2 separate regions of the Homo sapiens genome follow, and region 2 is linked to region 1. The links are chromatin contacts, found by Hi-C or POLR2A ChIA-PET in ENCODE. All regions are on one chromosome and are shown on one strand. The core of a region is the stretch at or near the end of the contact, and the rest is flanking DNA. Distances in the headings are between cores, read along the strand shown.

Region 1 (3,956 bases), core at 526-3,025:
GTGAGCCCCTGCTCCCAACCACTACAAGGGTTTTGACACTGACTCCTAGTCACCAGTCTCCAACTGGAGACTCCTAGTCTCCAACATGGCAAGAGACCAACAACCCAAGATAGGTCCGTCCCAGCACTGAGGGACCTAACTACAGGATGACTGATCAGTAAAGTTTTTGGAGAAAGATCTTGACCAAAAGGGGGAAATATGAAAGTTGTTAGAATCAAAACAGAGTCGTTTGTGTTAAAAACTCTGACAAATTTAAAGCATGATTCTCCAATGGGAAAAAACAAGAACAACAACTCTGACAAATAAAACCGAGGAAGGTTGTGAAAAGAGGGTTCTTATGCACAAATGACTGATAACAAGATCACAAAAAATGCAAAAACCACAACCCTGCACAAAGGCCACTGCAAACTTACACAGAAAAATCTTTCTGTGAGGACATCTGCCCTGCAACTGCCTGTCCAACCTCAGACTAGCACCACTCTTGCTATTCATCCTTGTAGCCAAGGATAACTATCTCAAAATAATCATGTAATCCTCATTTTTCCTTTTCAAAACCTTTGTCTTCCTTTACCTCCCCAAATACGTACACAGGTTACTATGGCACACATATTGTCACTACAATGTCTATTCCCAAGTAAACATCATTTTTTTAGAGTCTCTCACTCTGCTATTTAGGTTGACAGTACCTACCACACTCTAGGCACTGTTCTAGAGGCGGGAATACAGCAATAAATAAGCAAAAATCTCTGCACTCATGGTACTTGTCTCTAGTAGGGATAAGAGTTGATCAATAAACTTGTAAAATAAGCACAGAGGGATGAGAGGGTGTCGGTCAGGTACAAGATTACATAAAGTGGTCAGGAGAGGTCTCACACTCAGATTACAACTCCCCAATGTTACCAATGTGAAATCAAGGCACAGAAAAATGAGGTGACTGCCCAAAGTCACACAGCTATTCCCAGGCTGAACCAAGTGTCTGTTTGGCTCTAAGTCCAGTGCTCTGTCTTCTGACTCTTTGTAAATGAGCACAGGCTACCTGAGATCAGAGCTGGCTACTGAACTACCAGGACACCTGCCCCAGGGGAGAGATGCTCAGTTACAGACAGTGAGGGGCTGCAGAGATCATCCGGAGAACCCCCTACCCCCAAGCAGACGAGATAAGTGAAACCTAGAGAAGGAATAGTCCAAGTTCACCCAGGACCCTCCACATTCCACCTCCTGCTCCAAACTCAAGGGAACCAGAACCAGGCTAGGGCAAAACTTTAGGGGCCAAGGAGAATACCAGACAGCTGGCAATGACTGAAGCAGGTAGTGGGAAAGAAAAGCCAGAACAGCAGCCTGCGGGACAGGTCCTGCTTTCTCTACTGTTAAACTCACTTTTTCAGCCTCTCAATCCCGATCCTGCCGTATGCGTCACCCGGAGCTCCTCCTGGCTCAGCATGAGGCTCTGAACTCCTGCAGAGGTACCAGGTAGTGGCGGGCCTTGAGCCAGCTACCGGGGTCGGGGGCCCAGGTGGTTGACCCCGAGCCTTCGGAGCTCCCGGAGGAGGGAGCGAGCCTTCTCAAGGAACAGAGGCGTCCAGGTCCACGAAACTCCCTCCCCACCACCTGCAGCCGGTTCGAGGCCCTCGGTTCTCTCATTATCCTTCCCGGGAACCTGCAGCCCGCGGCCCCTACAGCCACCTACCTGGCCAGTCGGTGCAGGAAGGGCAGGTGGCCGAGTCCTGTGCGAGCAGCTAGGCTCGAAGGTCCAACAGGCTAACAGCAAAGCAACTGAAAGCGGGAGCAAACGGCTAGCAACCGAGCGCAGACCGCCGAGCTCCGTCCCGCCCACCGCGCTGCTCCCGGCCAATGAGCGCGAGCCGCCACTGCGGGGCTCCGCTAGCCTCACTTCCGGCCCCGCTCCACCGCCCCTGCCTGCCCCTCCAGGCTCTGGCGTGCCTCCAGCGCGCTGTGGGCACCATCCTCGTCCTGTCCCTCCTGCGGGCCCTGGGTACGTGGCCCTGGATTTAGCTTGTGTTGGAGGAAGTTAAATCTGTGGGTGGGGTCTGTGCCCAATTTAAGGCGTGAATCAGCAAACTGGGGTCCCAGCTCCTGTCGGCCGGGCGACCTTCTGCGCGCCCTCCCTGAAACTGTGTCGTCGTCTGTGGCCGAGTTTTTAAACTTTAGATCGCAACGTGAGTTTAGTGGGCGGTGACTAGCACTTTTGTTCTTCTTTAAGGACCTCAGAGACTCAGTGCAGGATTCGGGCATCCCCTCCTTGCCCCTCCGGTCCACCAACTAATAAGCCAAGTGCGGCGGGGGCTTCCTCGTCCGTTCGTTAGGCCGAGTGCAGCCCCACTTTTGCGCAGGATCAGGACAGTCAGACCCGAGAAGGCAGCGTGGCGTGGCCATCTCCGGGCCCGGGGCCCCTGCCGGGCGGGAAGGGAGCTGGAGGCCCGGTCTGGGCTGAGCTCCCCAGAACAGGCGCAGGGCAGGCACTGTCGAGCGCAGACCTCATGCCGGGGACCAAGCTGGACATGCATTCCCAGGATCTACCCACGAGGGTGCATAAACACCAGTTCTGATGACGGCTGTACGGGAAGGGACAGAGGTGACCTACTTTAGCCAGACAAGGGCTGAGGCTGGGACAGTTTCGTTCTGATAGGAAAGCTGAGAATTTGACCCTCCTTGCCTGGAAAGTTTACCTCTATCCACCTCCACGTGAGGCGAGGGAGCAGGTCAAGTGCCTCTGGGAGCTGTTGAATCGCAGCAGCCCCAACCCCTAGGCCTTTCTCTGCCCTGCCAGCCCCAGGATGGCCTGACTGGTGTTCTCTGAGTACAGCTGAGGCACCCAGCTGACTCCTTGAATGCTGTTACAAGAACAAATCCTGTCCCGTCCCTCCTTCCCTGAGGAGGCCATCAGTCTCCTTGCTGAAACAATCCCTTATCCAACTGGCTGAGAAACCAGCTCCTGGTAGACAAGGTAGTACAGTGTTTTTGGAGAGCTCGCGCAGGTATGTGAGTGTATCATTTTATTTCCTTATTCTATTTCAACAATAGAGTATATGGCTCCATATGAATAGCTTCAGCTGTCATCCATTTCCCCAACAATTATGCCCTTTGTCTCCAGGTCTCATTCTCTCTCCACTTCTGGGCCTTCAAGTCCTGAGGATCAGTTTCTGATGTGGGACAGGGATACAGCCACCCCTCCCAGGCAGCTGGCAGCAAAACATGAGAGGAAAACAGCAGAGAAGTGGGGCCAACCATGGGGGCATCACACTTCCAGAGCCCAAAACAGTCAAGAATGGTCAGGCAAGAACAGAAGTGCTCCTGAGAATAGTGGGATGGATTCTGAAATTGGGTCCTGAACACCTGGGCTAGGTAGTTGCTATTCAACAGGGAACTATTGCACGGAAGGGGCAAGGAAGAGAGCCAGGGAGGCAGCCAGAGGGGTGCAGAGGAAGCAAACTACCCTCACACACACCTCTGGACTGCAGTATCTCTGGACTGCAGTGTCTCTGGGTGCAACCAGCCACCTACCAGAGGGTCTCTGACCACTGCCACAGCCCCAAGCTTGCTTTTTTTTTTTTTTTTTGAGACATAGTCTCACTCTGCCACCCAGGCTGGAGTGTGCAGTGGCACAATCTCGGCTCTCTGGTCACTGCAATCTCCACCTCCCAGGTTCAAGTGATTGTCCTGCCTCATCCTCCCAAGTAGCTTGGATTACAGGCATGCACCACCATGCCCGGCTAATTTTTGTATTTTTAGTAGAGATGGGGTTTTACCATGTAGGCCAGGCTCGTCTCAGAACTCCTGACCTCAAGTGATCCACTCACCTTGGCTGGGATTACAGTGTGAGCCACTGCGCCCGGCCCCCAAGCTTTCTTTTTTTTTGAGACGGAGTCTTGGTCTGTTGCCCAGGCTGGAGTACAGTGGCGCGATCTTGGCTCACTGCAGCCTCTGCCTCCCAGGTT
Region 2 (3,956 bases), core at 1,084-3,583, 600 kb before region 1:
GTGCCTGGCCTATGCTGACCTTCTCCACGTGCCTCCAGACCTCCAGGCCTTGGCACCTGCTGTTCCCTCTACCTGAGGCTCCCTCCTCCCTCTTTTGCTAAATGAACTTCTTGCCCTCAGGATTTCACCTTCAATATCGCTTCTGCCCAGTGGGGCATTGGTTTCCTCCTCATGTGCCAGAGGCTCTGTGCCTGGCAATCAACCCACATACCATGTTTCGGCAAAACCACTGGTTCATCCTCCATCTCTTCACTGGTCCCTAAACTCCAGGAGGGTAGGGACGGTGCCCACCTCCTCACACTGCCTGGCTTGCCAGTGCTATCAAGTGTGTGTTGGTTGAGCAAGGGCCTTCTAAGCAGCACCTCCTAAGCACCAGGCACCTACTCCTTGTGCCCTCATTGTAACTTTGCATCAGTCTCACAAAAGAGGGTTATTGCTGAAGAAACCAAGACCCATGGCCGGGTGCAGTGGCTCACACCTGTAATCCCAGCATTTTGGGACGCCAAGGCGGTGGATCACCTGAGGTCAGGAGTTCGAGACCAGCCTGTCCAACATGGTGACACCTCATCTCTACTAAAAATACAAAATTAGCCGGGCGTGGTGGCACACATGCCCGTAGTCCCAGCTGCTCAGGAGGCTGAGGCGGGAGAATCGCTTGAACCCGGGAGGCAGAGGTTGCAGTAAGCTGAGATTGCACCATTGCACCCCAGCCTGGGCAACAGAGTGAGACTCCATCTCAAATAATAATAATAATAATAATAATAATAATAATAATAATAATAATAAATAAAACCAAGGCCCAGAGGGGAACTGGCTCGCTCGAGGCCAGAGCCAGTGACAGCAGAGGAAGACTGGACACTGGACCTGGCTGGCACCACTAGGGGCCCACCCATGGCTGCTGGCTCGGTCCCTGGGGCCCTGCCCCACTGGCACTGGTCCCAGTAGCTTGGGTCCCTACCAGCCAGGTGCTCTGTCCAGGGACATCACCTCGTGTGGGCCTTTTCCATTTCCTGTGTCTCCAGGTGCAGGAATGGCTTGATGCAGGTCTTGTAGGCATTTGCCATGTTTCCCTGGAGAGGGTGAGTGGGAGGGACTGAGTGATGAATCTCTGTGTGACCTCATGACAATCTGCCATCCTTTCCCCTGGGGGGTCTGTGCGGGGAGGAAGACGAGAGCCACTCATCCCTGGCCCTGACTCCTTTCTCCCTACAGAAGCGGATGCGGGGTCCAGGGAAGGACCCCACCAGGAAGTGCCCAGATCCAAGATCTGCCAGCAGCCCCAAGCAGCATCCTTCAGAATCTGTCTACACAGTGAGTCCCGGGGCCCCCGGCTCCCTCCACCTCTTTCAGGCCTTAGGCAGAGTCTGTCTTGTACCAGGGTCTGTCTGGCTCAGTCTTGTACCAGCTGTGTGGACTCTCCTAGCCTCAAGTTCCTCATCTATAAAATGGGGATAACAATTCTTACCTCATGGAATTTCTCTGAAGCTGAAAAGAGATGACACGTGCAGGGCTCCTGGAAGGCATACGAATGTCAGGTGCCCCCCATGCCCTGTTCCCCTCCTTGGCATGGATCCTCATTCTGGGACAAGGGGTAGTGACGGCACAAGTTGGCGAAGAATGAAGAAAGCTCCTTCATCTGACCAAACAGCTCTTACCACTTCCTCCTGTTTTTATTGTATAAACAACAAAAATCACAAAAAGAGGAAGAGGTCAGGCGCCATCCCACGCCCTTAACACATCAGTGATTTGTAATGATTTGCTCTCTCCCCTCCTGGCACATGCAGATATTATCTTACATGGTCACAATCACAGCGCAGACATGCGTTGGGACCCTGTTTGTTCCACTCTCTGCTGTGTTGTAGGCATTTTCTGAAACAATTTTCCTGGAGATGTGGGTGCATCTCCAGGAAGTGGAAGGTGGGTGCAGCGTAGGGGCCGAGGAGGCCAGGCTGCCCCAGCCTGGCCAGCCAGCCAGCATGCAGCCCTCTGCCCAGCGGCTGGGGCCGGGGAGGGCTGGGAACACTCTTTTTGCTACGTTCCTTTCGGCTCCACGAACAACATATGCTCCAAGTAGAGCAAGGGAAGAAGAAATGCCACCCAGTGCCAGCTGGGGTCCCCATCTCGTGAGATCTGGCACCGCCAGGTGGGCTCCCCACTCCACGCCTGGAAGGCACACAGCCCTTCTGGGGCCCTGCAGGTTCCCAGGTGCACGCTCCCCAGGTGCACGCCCCCCAGGTGCACGCCCCCTGGCTGCGATGGTGCTTGGGTTCTGCTCGTACGTGCTGTCGTTTCTGTTCCCACAACATTGACTCACCCTAATAACGCCACAGAACACCACACAGAGGACGCCCAGGATACAGCCTTGTCTGCTGAGGATGGGGCGGGTGGCAGCGAGGCCAAGGAAATGTCCCTGTGGGGCAGTGCCAACAGTTCCAAGTGGAATGTGATGGTTCTCAAAGGGCTTTCAGCTTCCCCATCCTGGGGAGTTTCTGTCAGCCACGGTTTTGCACGTGGCCGGAGACTTCCTCATACTCTCTCCTGTCTCCCAGCATCTCATAGTGGTATTTTCCCTACCAGGGATTCTGGTGTCAACTGTTAGATGAAAATATTTCTCTCTCTCCCTCTCACTCTCACTTTCCCTCTCCCCCAGCATACACATATGTGAGATATATATATATATATATAAAAGAAGAAAATAACCAGCATCCTAATCCCATCTTCTTCCAGGATAAATACTAAGAACATTGACTAATATATTTTCCAGTATTTTTTCTATAAATATATACAAAGAAACCCATACGCACTCACACATACTTCTTTTTTAATTGGAGCAATACAGCTATTTTTTTCATGAACATCTTTCCACGTGAATAAATATCTTTCTATGAGATTATGTTTAACGGAAGAGCTCTTTTGAGCAGAGCTTCTTTTTGCCTGGGTTTCACAGCCTCTAGGATGCAGGCCGACTTCTCTGGAGTGAGGTGAACAGACCTAACTGCCTGCAGAGTTGCAGGCCAGCTTGGAGAGTAGAGGTCATAGAACTTTGCCAAGCCCTTGACATAAGGGTCTACCAACTGGGATTGGGCCTGGGCGGAGAAGAGTGACAGTCACAACGATGATGGTATCAAGAGCCATTTGTTGTGTACCTACTATGTGCCAGGGATCATGGCAGGACTTTACACCTGTTATATTTTATCAATCCTCTTGATAAGGTTTTAGGGTAAAGGTTTTGTCCCCATTTTCACTTTCTTTACTTTTCTTCTTTTCTTTCTTTTTTTTTTTTTTTTGAGCAGAGTCTCGCTCTGTCGCCCAGGCTGGAGTGCAGTGGCACGATCTTGGCTCACTGCAAGCTCTGCCTCCCAGGTTCATGCCATTCTCTTGCCTCAGCCTCCCAAGTAGCTGGGACTACAGGTGCCCGCCACTGCGCCCGGCTAATTTTTTTGTATTTTTAGTAGAGACGGGGTTTCACCATGTTAGCCAGGATGGTCTCGATCTCCTGACCTCGTGGTCCGCCCACCTCAGCCTCCCAAAGTGCTGGGATTACAGGTGTGAGCCACCGCGCCTGGCCTTCCTTTGGATTTTCTACGAACCCAGTCATGTCATCTATGAATAATGCAAGTTTTACTTTTTCCTTTCCAATCCTCATTATTTTATTTTATTTTTATTATTTATATTTATTATTATTTTTTTTTGAGACAGAGTCTTGCTTTTGTCGCCCAGGCTGGAGTGCAACGGTGCAATCTCAGCTCACTTCAACCTCTGTCTCCCCTGTTCAAGCGATTCTCCTGTCTCAGCCTCCTGAGTAGCTGGGATTACAGGAGACCACCACCATACCTGGCTAATTTTTTTGTATTTTTAGTAGAAATGGGGTTTTGCCATGTTGGCCAGGCTGGTCTCGAACTCCTGACTTCAGGTGATCCACCCGCCTCGGCCTCCTAAAGTGCTGGGATTACAGG

What was found. A loop is a pair of places that touch in the nucleus more often than their neighbours do. ChIA-PET counts read pairs that join two places held with the same protein, here RNA polymerase II (POLR2A). Pooled maps may share reads with other maps.
Region 2: a loop to region 1 is called in a pooled map, with 2.3 times the contacts of the local background. The contact joins the enhancer-like site here to the promoter of CCDC134 in region 1. A Hi-C loop is called at or near these places in 1 of 50 pooled maps. POLR2A ChIA-PET finds 5 or more read pairs at or near these places in 3 of 52 experiments (B cell, activated CD4-positive, alpha-beta T cell and naive thymus-derived CD8-positive, alpha-beta T cell).

The regions. Positions count from the first base shown.
Region 1 is chr22:41,798,498-41,802,453 of GRCh38, reverse strand. CCDC134 (coiled-coil domain containing 134) reads right to left here and starts at 1,775. Exons shown (of 7, transcript NM_024821.5): 1 at 1,688-1,775. MEI1 (meiotic double-stranded break formation protein 1) reads right to left here. Exons shown (of 31, transcript NM_152513.4): 31 at 3,000-3,200. The coding sequence ends at 3,155. RefSeq lists silencers at 1,753-1,812, 2,403-2,492 and enhancers at 1,963-2,042, 2,113-2,192, 1,968-2,954.
Region 2 is chr22:42,395,213-42,399,168 of GRCh38, reverse strand. NFAM1 (NFAT activating protein with ITAM motif 1) reads left to right here. Exons shown (of 6, transcript NM_145912.8): 4 at 1,213-1,311. Among named protein-coding and RNA genes, the nearest start is that of LINC01315, 28 kb to the right of the region's middle. RefSeq lists a silencer at 2,052-2,346. Within about 2 kb of position 2,333, at least 9 of the 41 ENCODE cell types and tissues checked have a DNase peak (open chromatin) inside an H3K27ac peak, as active enhancers do; they include B cell, where a contact is called at or near this core.